Linked DNA regions of Homo sapiens: region 1 is linked to region 2. A link is a contact called in ENCODE Hi-C or POLR2A ChIA-PET data. All regions are on one chromosome and are shown on one strand. Each heading gives the region's core, a stretch centred on a gene start or an enhancer-like site at or near the end of the contact. The rest is flanking DNA. Distances are from core to core; before and after follow the strand shown.

What was found. Hi-C counts contacts between places; a loop is a spot of excess contacts on that map. ChIA-PET counts read pairs that join two places held with the same protein, here RNA polymerase II (POLR2A).
Region 1: a map with no recorded cell type shows a loop between it and region 2 (5-fold over the local background). The contact joins the enhancer-like site here to the promoter of CLINT1 in region 2. A Hi-C loop is called at or near these places in 1 of 37 single-sample maps with no recorded cell type. POLR2A ChIA-PET finds 5 or more read pairs at or near these places in 1 of 52 experiments (K562).

What each region holds. Positions count from the first base shown.
Region 1 is chr5:154,778,434-154,784,588 of GRCh38, forward strand. All of the region lies in intron 1 of LARP1 (La ribonucleoprotein 1, translational regulator), which reads left to right. Among named protein-coding and RNA genes, the nearest start is that of LARP1, 26 kb to the left of the region's middle. RefSeq lists enhancers at 3,552-4,178, 3,856-3,955, 5,557-5,816, 5,837-6,056. Within about 2 kb of position 4,043, at least 7 of the 41 ENCODE cell types and tissues checked have a DNase peak (open chromatin) inside an H3K27ac peak, as active enhancers do.
Region 2 is chr5:157,854,800-157,861,091 of GRCh38, forward strand. It overlaps CLINT1 (clathrin interactor 1), which reads right to left and starts at 4,346. Exons shown (of 12, transcript NM_014666.4): 1 at 4,131-4,346. The coding sequence starts at 4,171. RefSeq lists enhancers at 3,976-4,557, 4,395-4,634.

The DNA of each region.
Region 1 (6,155 bases), core at 2,793-5,292, 3.1 Mb before region 2:
CATTGCTGAGCAAAAAATCTCTGAAGGATGGGACCCAGGAATCTACGTTTTGACAAGCTCCTCACATGATAATTCGAATGCATGCCAAAAATCTTAATAGCTTATCCTGGAAAGCCGGCTGCATTTATGGAGATCAATGGGTATAAGGACAAAATCACAAGATGTTAGAACTGGAAGGACTGTGGATGATAGGATTCTGCCCACCCCTACCACAGGCCTCTGAATAGAGAGACTGAAGACACTGGAGGGTAGTTCTTGCCAAGCATCCATAGCAAGAGCTCTGGTGTCTGCGCCAGGACTGTCAACCAGTCTCTTGACTTCTAGCCCAGGGCTCTGGTCACTCTTCCACTTTCAGTTTGGAACATGGGGCAATAGTCTTTCCTAACTATGGTGTCCAGTTCTAACAAACTAAAAATACAGGGGACACCCAGTTAAATTTGAATTTTAGATAAATCAAATATTTAGTATAAGTATGTCCCAGTATTGCATGGGACATATTTAGTCTATAAAATTACTGTTTATCTGAAATTTAGATTTAACAGAGTGTCCTGAATTGCTATTTGCTAAATCTGGCAACCATATTCTCTCCCCGCTTACCCCACCTTTTTTTGGGCACCAGTCAGGTTCAAGAATTGCCCCAAAGAAATGAAAAATAATTACCATGCATTTATGGTACTATTACTTCATTTAATCTGTTAATCCTGTGAGCTAGCTGTCATGGACCCCATTAATAGTTCAGGAAAGTGAGAGGTTAAGTCTGACTCCTGGGATCATCTCGGTAAGCTGTCATTTTGCCTCCTCATGAACCTAGTTGCTTGGCTCTCATTGATGTGTGGCCCAGTTAATGCCTATCAAGTTACAAGCTACATGAGAGATTGCTCAGTTTTGACTCATCTGCCCCTGGCCTTGTGAGTTACTTAATTGATGATGGCTCTTGGTTAGTACATCCAAGAATGGACTCCAAAGTCCACGCTGTTAACTGCTGCTCTAACCTGTCTCTTAACTCCGTGGCATAGTAAATTGTTGGTAGGGTGGCTTTGGGGTAGGGGTCGGACCCCCTCTACATTCTCTCTTTTTTTTTTTTTTTTTTTTGAGATAGAGTTTTGCTGTTGTTGCCCAGACTGGAGTGCAGTGGCGCAATCTCGGCTCACCGCAACCTCCACCTCCCGGATTCAAGCGATTCTCCTGCCTAAGCCTCCCGAGTAACTGGGATTACAGGCATGCGCCACCACACCTGGCTAATTTTGTATTTTTAGTAGAGACGGGGTTTCTCCATGTTGGTCAGTCTGGTCTCGGACTCCTGACCTCAGGTGATCCGCCTGCCTCGGCCTCCCAAAGTGCTGAGATTACAGGCATGAGCCACTGTGCCCAGCCCCCCTCTACATTCTCTAAAGGGGTGTGCTGGTGCCTTGAGAGCATCCGTGTGCAGGGGTGGGGAGTCTGCAGGTGGGGCAGCACCCTGGCTGCTGAGCCTGTCCTGTCTCCATGTTCATAGCATCCCAGGGCTTAACTCTTTCCCAGTTGGGTTGTAGCATATGACACTGAAGGAGCCTGTAGGCCATCCTGAACTCACCGAGAGAGGCAAATTAGCAGCTCCTGGGAAGCAAGGCTGCCTGGCCAGGCTGGCCTGGATTGGGGGAACTAGTTGCTACTCGAGAACTCCAGCTTCCTATCTGCTTTTGGGATGACCCTCCCTGGAAAGTCCCTCCCACTGCTGTGGAATTTTCAGGCTACCAAATGTGCCCAGCCTGCCTCTCAGGACAGACAGACAGTGAGAAAAAGATCTCCAGGGCCCACTAAGTCTTCCAGAGGGAGCTGAGACATTCAGCCTTCCCTGGCAGGGCTCAAAGAGGAAAAAAGGGATTGGAAATGGGGCCCCTCTCAGAGCCACTTCAAAGCACCCTCCCCTGTGGTCATGTGTTTCAGTTCCATGTGAGTAGTTTTTCTTGACAGTATCGGTAATTTTGGGGAACAGTTCCTGTGACACTTTGGGTCCCTAAGGCCCTGCCCTGACCCTGTGAGTGGATATAGTTGGGCACAGAGTGTATTTTGTTGAGGAGCAGATATTGGCTTCCTGGTTTGCCAAAGAGCTCTAGATTGGGAGACAAGAACTTGATGTTCCAGTGCCAGCTCTACAGCAAATCACTGGTGACTTTGGCCTCTCCTGGTCCTCAGTTTTTCTGTATGTACAATGAGATTCTCAAGTCTTTCCAGCCCTGACTTGGTCTGGGATCACCCTCTCCACTCCAATAATGGGAATAATCCAAAGTAATTTTTTGGGGATTCAGAAGCCTCTTCCAACAAAGGATGCCCTAAGATTGGAAGGACAATAAAAATGAGTTTGTGGGCCGGCCACGGTGGCCCATACCTGTAATCCCAGTACCTTGGGAGGCTGAGGCGGGTGGATCACTTGAGGTCAGGAGTTCAAGACCAGCCTGGCCAACATGGTGAAACCCCATCTCTACTGAAAATACAAAAAATTAGACAGGCTTGGTGGCTCGCGCCTGTAGTCCCAGCTACTCGGGAGGCTGAGGCAGGAGAATTGCTTGAACTTGGGAGGTGGAGGTGGCAGTGAGCCTAGATTGTGCCACACCCACTGCACTCCAGCCTAGGTGACAGAGTGAGACTCCGTCTCAAAAAATAAAAAAATGAGTTTGTGTTACCTGAGGTGGTGGCTGACCACCAAGGACAGGAAGAAAACCTCTGAGCTTGGCAGCCTCCCACATCAGGGTAATGGAGTCAGGTGTGCGTGTAGTTGTGTGTGCCTAGCAACCTGTCTGAGACGATTGGCTTCTGAAGTCCAGGGCCTAGGAAAGCCCAAGGGAGCCCCGCAAGCTGATTGTGCATAGCTCATTTGTTTAACTGGGAATCATCATCATACCTACCTTCTGGGCTCACGCCTGTAATCCCAGCACTTTGGGAGGCCGAGGCGGGCGGATCACGAGTCAGGAGATCGAGACCATCCTGGCTAATATGGTGAAACCCTGTCTCTACTAAAAATACAAAAAAATTAGCTGGGCATGGTGACACACACCTGTAATCCCAGCTACTCGGGAGGCTGAGGCAGGAGAATGGCGTGATCCTGGGAGGCGGAGCTTGCAGTGAGCCGAGATGGCGCCATTGCACTCCAGCCTGGGTGACAAGAGTGAGACTCCGTCTCAAAAAAAAGGAAAAAAAAAACGGAAAAATAAATGAGCTACTACATGTAAAAAACTTTGGCATCATGCAAAGACATTGTAAGGCAAGCTTGTCCAAAGGACGGCTTTGAATGCGTCCTGACACAAATTTGTACTTTCTTAAAACATTGAGATTTTCTTGCAATTTTTGTTTTTTAGGTTCATCAGCTATCATTAGTGTTAGTGTGTTTTACGTGTGGCCCAAGACATTAATTCTTCCATTGTGGCTCAGGGAAGGCAAAAGATTGGACACCTCTGTAGTAAGCTCTCAGTAATTGATTGCAGTCTAGTGGAGTTGAGATACACACAGATGCAACCATTTCAGGCGGTAGTGAGTACCCTGAAGATCTTAAATTGTAGACTGAGTTAGAACTTGATCCAGAGTTGCTGGTTTTGTGGCACTTTACATTGGGCAGTCAGGAAGCCTCCTGAGGAGAATTTATATTGAGATCTATGACTAGATCTGAGGAGTCAGTCATCTTGCTCTTCAACATTGTGACCTTGGGCGAGTCCCTTCCTTCAGTTTCATTTTCTGGACAACTGGAATAATTGTGTCTTTTTGAGATAATTAAGTAAAATCATACACAGCAACTTAGGTCAGTTTTTGGTACCTAGTCTTTATGCAGTAAAAGGTGATTATTATTACTGTTCTAACTAGAACCAAATGTGCTCTTTAGAAAAGGCTGGGTTAGGGAGCTGGCACTTGGAGGCCAGGAGCTTTAGTGGCCGCTGATATATTTCAGCTGTGTTGATTATTGATCAGCTTTGAAGCAAGATTTCAGGGACTGGTACCAGCAGTGGGAGTGGCCACAGCCACCCGAGGGTGGCTGGGTCCACATCTGGGCGGGGAGAGTGGGAGCACTGGGCCACCTGGGTCACCACAGGCTAAAGATAGTCAGCTGGGGCTGGGCCTGGGCTGGGCCAGGCTGGCCAGCATCATGTGACTGGAGCCTGGCCCACCCTTGCTCCTCCTCCCGGGCCAAGGGGATGCAGACTCTGCATTCCTGAGCTGACTGGTGGTCTGCAGCTTCCTTTCAGTGGGAACTCAAGATGATCTGACCTGAACATTTCTCTCCTTCCCTTTCTCTGCCCACTCCTCTCCCTAAGAATGCCCTTCCAGCCCCTCCTGCATTTCATCCGCAGGTCTAGGGAAATTTGGGTGGGAGGACTGGGCAGAGAGGCCTCTGAGAGATGGTACCGACAGCAGCAGCTGGTGACCAAGGTGAGGAGGGCTAACATGGCATTCTCTTTACTCCATAGAAGAATGTTCCTGCTTAGGGGGTCCTGGGGTCAGTCAGTATGGGAGGAAAGGCCTGTGGGTCTCCAGGCTCCCCTCTATGACTCCACCCCATCCCCAGGATGAATGACAGCTGAAAGTAGCCAGGCTTTTCAGTTAATCTGTCCCCAGGCTGGCCTGGGAGGGACAGGCACAGGTGGGTAGTATAACCCAGGCACTCTTTCCTGCCTGCCTCACCCTCCCTTCAGATGGTATTGCTGCCTTCCACAGTCAGGGTCCCTGGACACAGGCTTAGGGAGATAGTGGTGGCCTTCCTTATATCTGGGGGCTGAGGGTGGGGCACAATCCATGTCAGCTGGATCCCCCTGAGCAGCCTCTGGGAGAACTGAGAGGAACTGGGAGGTGGGTCTGGAAGGAATGTCTCTTTCTTCATAGTGCTGCCAGTGCCAGAGTGCTGGAGTTAGACTCAAACTGGGTGTGCTTGGTGGTAGTTTCCCTTGCCTCTCTGGGTAGGGAAACTAGGCACTTCCAACCACCGAGGTGCCACTTGTCCAGCTGTTAGCTTAGGCTTCCCTGCAACAGGCTTTGGTTTTCCCCAGTATGTAGAATGATGCCCAGGCATCCCTGCTATTGAGAAACTGTCCTGTTGGCTACAATAAGGTTGTAACTTATACCCCTTAGCTTCTCTTCCACCTCCTTTTAGTGGTTAAGAGCACAGGTTTTAGAGTCAGACTGCTTGGCTCCAAATCCTGTTCCTCTCTTTGCTGGCTGTTATCTTGGCAAATAACCTTTCCACCATGTGTCTTGGGTTCCTCGTTTTAAAATGGGACCAATGAAAGAAACTAATTCAACACGATCAAGATTAAGAGAATCCATGCCCAGAGTTTAGAACAGTGTGTGGTATCTAGTAAATGCTCACTACATATTATTTACACGTGTAATTCGTGCATCTGCGATTTGCTGCTAGCATTTCTTGTGCTTTGGTGAGAAATCTCAGTGGTTGAGATCTGTCTTTCTGTTCTCACACCTGTAGACCCAATATTAGTAAGGAGGGTGACGCTGGGGTAGAATGGTAGGTAATGCTCCCAAGGGTTATACAACTGGTGAGTGTTGCATTCTGGACTGAGGCGCAGCACTGATATCAGGCAGTTGGGTTGCCTGTGAGTCAAAGCTGGGCTAGGGCCTGCGTTCCTCTGGGAGCCAGCAGTTTCTAGGACACTAGCAATTTCTCTGTATTTGGGAGGGCCCCAGCTGAAGGCTAAGGGTTGAGGCTATAACCTCAGGAATTAGCACTTGACAAGCAAAGCCTCTTCTGGTGTGAAGTCGCTATTCATTAAACAAGTGTCTGCTGTGTTGCCAGGCCCTGAGCTAGACACTGGGGTACTGCTGTGAAAGCAGCCCTGTGGTCCCTGCCCCCAGGGGAGGGGCAGATAAGTAACCAGCCCATTTAACATTTACAATACCGTGGGAGCACATAGCAGGGTGCTTCACCACACTTGAGGTCTGGGAGGTCTACCCGAAGGAGGTCGACCTAACGGCCAAGTGTATGGTAGCAGATGGGTGAGTGTGAATGTAATACAGCCCCTAAACCCAACAGATTACCTTGTTCTCAAGGTAGTAGTTCTTAGCTCTCTGGTAAACAGCCTTTTCAGATGCCAATCTCCAGGAGATGATACCAGTCCCCAAATAAGCATTTGGTCTTCCTAATTTTCCTGGCAGTGTTCAGGCCTGAAATCTGGTAG
Region 2 (6,292 bases), core at 3,096-5,595:
AGCTGTTGCCTTAGGACCTTAGCCAGAGCTGTTTGAATCACTATCAAAAAAAGGGCCACTGAGGCTGGGCAAGGTGGCTCATGCCTGTAATCCCAGCACTTTGGGAGGCCGAGGTGGGTGGATCACCTGAGGTCACAAGTTTGAGACCAGCCTGGCCAACACAGCAAAACCTCAGCTGTATGAAAAATACAAAAATTAGCCAGGCATGGAGGTAGACGCCTGTAATCCCAGCTACTCGGGAGGCTGAGGCAGGAGAATCATTTGAACCCGGGAGGTAGAGATTGCAGTGGGCTGAAATCACGCCATTGCACTTCAGCCTGGGGGATAAAGTGAACTGTCTCCGAAAAAAAAAAAAGGCGGGGGGGGGGGCGGGTCACTGATGAAAGAGATTTACCACTAATATTACTCCTTGCAAGGAAAGAGAAGGATTCGCTGAGCTTGAACAAATAAGTAGCAGTTTTGATCTACCACTACCATGTCACCTTCATTACATTCCTCAAATCTAGAGAGAAAATAGAACTGCAGCAACTTTCAATTTTACCATGTATAGGATGACAAAATATAAACATGTCCAATTTTATTACAGCCACAAGTAAAGATAGGTCATAGGATGACAATGATTAAGCTAGTGCTCCTAGTTGGTGGGAATGGTGCCACTTATCCTTTCCTGCCACATCGCCTTTTATGCAACTTGACGAGTGGGAAGATACTGGCATTCCAAGCTCTGGCAGGCCTATGGCTTTATCTGCTTCCCTCAGTTCCACAATGTTCTGCAAAACAAATCCCTCTACTGCCACCAGGAGGTGCAGCGATTGTGGAAAATATACCCCCACTTCCAGAAAAAGTCTTCAAGGTCTCAAAAGCCAGTGTTTGAAATACATCATTATCACTTTGAGTAGCTGAGATGGGTGGATCACCTGAGGTCAGGAGTTCAAGACCAGCCTGGCCAACATGGCGAAACCCCGTGTCTACTAAAAATACACAGATTAGCTGGGTGTGGTGGCAGGCACCTGTAATTCCAGCTACTAGGGAGGCTGAGGCAGGAGACTCGCTTGAACCCCAGAAGTGTAAGCTGCAGTGAGCTGAGATCTCGCCACTGCACTTCAGCCCCGGGAACAAGAGCGAAACCCCATCTCAAAAAAAAAAAAGAAATACATCATTACACTTAAGAGCCGCTACCATACTGAATCTAAGAGTGGCTCCAGGAAACACATTTTTCAGAGTACATTTCTTTTTCTGAAGTAAAACCTCACTGGGTATCAATATACACTAAAAGTCCTAGTCTTCCTGAGTCATGGTCTTATTTATTGCATAAAATATTTAAGTATAACATTTATTGATTACCACTTTTTAAGAAAATTTCCCTTTTCAGCCTAAATTGTCTACAGAGGATAATGGCTCCAAAATTTGTCTGCTATTGTAAAAACTAGTTCCAACTATTTTTCCTTGATGGAAATGCATTTCTCCAATAGCCATCAAAGGTGGAAAAAGTCTTACTCTAGCCAGGTCCCCTCATTTTACAGATAAGGAAGGCAAAGTCTGGAGATTCATGTGATTCTGCCTCAAATCATACATACAGCTAATTAAAAACGTAATGCCAGAATATGAACCAGATAGTTAAACCCCTAACCTTTCTCTCATAGAAGCCCTCATTCTATTGATCCATCTATCTGAATAGCCCTTAATCACGTCACTGCTTCTTCATTTGCAAGTTCCTTCATCATTTTATACCTCTGATAATCAGACCAACCATTCTATGGATGCACGTCTATTATGGCATTATAAGGTGCACAGTCTAACAGATCCACGGTTCTGTAAGATGCTTACATTTGGGGGGAAGAATTTCTTCTCTTCTTGCCAGTGAAAAGATGAAAATTAAAATCCCGAGTACTCATCAGTAAATCAACCTCATGTTCTAATCTTAATATGTGTCAGACACCCACAAAAGCCTTAAAAAGTCTTTGGTGACAACATTCTTCTATGTTCTTGAATAATTTGGTTCAAGTCTACATCCTAAATTGGGTAGTAAAAAGATAGATAATATTTTTCAACAATAGCTTTTCCTTTAGATAACTACTTACATGGCAAATTTAACCTAAAGCACGTGAAGATTAGTAACAAGTGTGATAAGCAAATATGAAAGGTACAACAATAGTAGGAATATTGCCTCGATTTCTGTCTTACGAACAATGTACAGCCTCTTCAAATTTTTGAGTACCACAAATTTGGTCCTCTAAGAGAACAAGGTGTTTCTTAATGGTTTTATTCTTCTGACCTCTGACTGAGAAATAAGGAGGCAGTGCCAGGCACGGTGATGCATGCCTGTAGTCCTGGCCACTTGGGAGGCTGAGGTGGGAGGATCACTTGAGCCCAGGAGTTGGAGGGTGCAGTGAGTTATGAACACACAAAAGAATGAGACCCCATCAAAAAAAAAAAAAAAAAAGGTAGCTTTTAGTCTTCTTTTGGCCTTTAAAAAACTATTTAAGTTGATATCCTAATCTTTACACAATATACTAAAAAAATGCCAATGAACCTAGATCTGGAAAAGATCTAGTTTATTTCATCTTCGGTAAGCAAAAGCAAAGAATATATAAATAGCTAAATAGTCCGAAATAAATAGCTGAAGCCTTAATAGCCAAATGAGTTGTTATAAAGGAAAATTATTAAAGCAAATCACTTTTCAAACTTGAAGCTTCTTTCTTAAAGAGGTTTATTTCACTCTAAATGCAAAACATTTGCTAGTTTCAAAAGTACACTAATATAAACATATTCTGTTAAGGGCTTTATATGCAATACAATCCCTTAACCCTTAAGCCTCACAACAACATTCTAAGGTAGGTATCGTTGCATTTTCATTTTGTACCAGAGAAAACTAGGGCACTGTGAGGATAAGTAACTTCCCCAAGGTTATAAAGCTTGAACCCAGCTTTGCAGGTTCTGAAACCTGTGCTCCTTAGGCACTCTATTGCCTTCTTGGTAGCACAGAAAATATAAAAATATGGTCAAGCTCTAAGTTCTATCTGATGTATCAGACAAGGCACTGGAAATTACTTTGTTTCCTGGTGTCAAGAAAACAGTTTGCTATCTATACTTCCTGATTTTAGGTTAGGTGGGTGGCACAAATCAACTGTTTTTCTCACCACACTTATTGCATAATCATTAAAGCCCCAAAGGAAGAGGACTGCTTAAATTCTTAAACTTTATTTCCTGCTGGCCTAGAAGACCTTACTTAACCACTGTTATACCTGATATACTCATTTTAAAAGTTAAGGTTTTCCTTGTGCAAGTAAGAGACTAAAGTTATTTCAGTCTTAAAGGAAATCAACTACGTACTGGTCGTTTTACCTGCTTTTAAAAGCAGATCAACAGGATATAAACCTGGGTTGTTTTTTTCCTTAAGAGGACATTTCTTAATGACCTCTTAATTTAATCGAATGGAACAAGTAGCACACCAAAAATGATGTGTAGTGGAAAAAGAAACAGAAGAAAAAATCGCAAGAAGTCATATAGTGATCTACTTTCACTAGTGTTAGAAAAGCAAAGGATGAGTGTCTTCTTGAGTAACTTCAGGCTGACCACAATAGCCACTTGTTACACTACTACCACCCACTCCAACACTTCAGGTTCATTAGGAATTAAGAGGAGGCAAGGAAGATAAAAGACACACCCCAACCAGGTCTAAGGTCTCTCCGTACTACACCTTGAGGGACACAGGGAACCAGTGCATTGTGCCCCCCACCCCCAAACCTTCCCTGCTCCCCAGGAGGCAAAGCCCACGGCCTGGGGCCAAGACAGTCCTCCGGCCAGGGCAGTGACCCAGCGCCAAACAACCCGCCCCTTATGACCAAAGCGTCGGCACCCAGGGGTTGGAATAGGGGAAGGGACGGGAAGGCCTGGAAAGGAGAGAAGGGTGGCCAAGAGGATGTTTTTTTTTAAAACGAGGGAGGGTCCCTCCCCAGCCTCGCCAGCGGGGATGAGGCCCGGGGCCGGGAAGGAGCGGGCCGCCGCCATGATGGGGCTGGCAGAGCCAGGGGGCGTGACGTGGGCAACCCCTAGCCCAAGGCCAGCTCCTTCTCCCCCTCCCCCCTCCCCCACGTGGGCCTCGGCCACAACTGCCCCCCGATACTCACGCTTTGTCCACCAGCTCGCGCACCTTCCACATGTTCAACATCGTGCCCCGCGCGGGACGGTCCGCCGCCTCCCTCTCCTGCTCCCCACGGACCCCGGAACACTTCCGTACCGGGGCAGTTCCAGGCCGGGGTCACCGCCGCCCGCCGCCTCGAACTCCCCCAGTCAGCTCCTTCCTTTGCCACAGCAGCGGCGCCGCCGGTGACACGTCGAGACGCGGCAGCACAGGCGCTGCGTGGAGCGGAAGTGTCCGACTTTCCGCCGCTGCGCGCGGGGCACGCCGGGACTTGTAGTTTTCCCTGAGTGCCGAGCTCGGCCGGTTGAGTTGGGAGAGCTGAGAGGTTGAGTTGGGAGAGCTGAGAGGAGTTGGGATGGTTTCTCTTAAGCTTTCCCAGTCCCCGGCCCCAGACCTACCGAGCCAGAAATTTTGGAGGTGGGGCCCAGCGATCTGTGCTTTTACAAATCCTCTAGGTGATTCTGATCACGCTCAAGTTTCAGAACCACTGGTGCAGGGTCTAGTCACACTCAAACACTTTTCAAATGTAAGGCAGTATTACTATGTTATTAGTAATGATTATACAGAAGTATGATTGGCATACGCATTCCTCATCGACAGACACATCGCTGTATTTATTTCCCAATGCCCAAGTACACTTAGATCTCTAGGCCTTAGTTTCCACCCCTGTAAAATTGAAGAACTTGTATTCTAAATCCTTTTCCGCTCTAATTCTATGATACAATGTTTTATATTTAGACAACTACCTGAAATCCTTGTTAAATGCTTTACTATAAACCTCAGAAACTCAGTTCACACTCCACGGGAAACTAAAAAGCCAACATTATATATACACGCACACATACACATACATATGACAGGTTTGTGTTTTTTAAGGATAAATATGCACATTGCTTCCATTGCTTTGTTGCAATGGTTGTCATCACTTCCTTCTCTACTTACTCATTTTTATCAATGCTCATGTTAAAGCTACAAGCAACCTTAAGTTTCATTTGATCCATCTGCTGAAATTTTACAGTTCTTTTCATTCTACAAATATTTATTGAGCATCTTGTATGTTCCAGAAGTGGGGAATATAGTTAAAGACCCAGCTCTCTTGGAATTCAAACGTAATTGGAAGAAACATATAATAATCAAGGAAACATTTAAGATAATTGCATATAGTGTAATTGCTTAGCGGGTTCTTTCTGCCCACTTTACAGATAAAGTCAATTCACTGCGACCAAGTCATTGCAGTGAAGAGTTTGACATGAGGCTGGCCATGCCACTTGAGAGACAGAGTTATTACTCAAATCAATCTTCCTGAACATTTGGAAGCTAGAGTTTTTCAAAGATAGTTTGGTGAGCAGAGGGTTAGGGCATGGGTGCTGCTGATTGGTTAGGGATGCAATCAGAGGAGTATGGAAAATGGTTCTCCTTTGCTGAATCGGCTTCTTGATGGAGGGCCAGCAGAGGAGTGGCTGGTCTGGGTGGGGTCATCCGTTTGTCAGAAATGCAAAAGCCTGAAAAGACGTCTTAAAAGGCCAATCTTAGGTTCTACAATAGTTCATTACAGGCCAGGCACAGTGGCTCACGCCTGTTATCCCAGCATTTTGGGAGGCTGGGAGGCCAAGGCAGGAGGATCACTTGAGCCCAGGAGTTTGAGACCAGCCTGGGCAGCAAAGTGAGATCCCCCTGCCAGCCCAGTCTTTAAAAAAAAAAAAAAAAAAAAAAAAAAAGCCAGGCGTTGGGGCACACTCTTGTGAGGCCAGCTACTTAGGAGGTTGAAATGGAAGGATCCCTCGAAAGGATCAAATAAAGACTCCAATTCACAAAGAAGTGAAATTGATGGTTGCTAGTCATGAAGCTAGGTAACAATAATCCCAAATAAACAACCTCGGACCCTGGTCCCTCAAGTGAAACCACCTCTTTTCTATTTTCTTTTTCTTTTTCTTTTTTTTTTTTTTTGAGCTGGAGGTCTCACTCTGTTGCCCCAGCTGATCTGAAACTCCTGGGCTCAAGCAATCCTCCCACCTCAGTCTCTCAAGTAGCTGAGACTACAGGAAACCCTCTCCAAGTTGCATTCACTTAATTACCGAAAGCAGCTTTGAAAAAAGTTTCAGTAAGGCTTTCGGATTGAGGCCCCAAGAGAAAGAAGCAAGGTTGAAG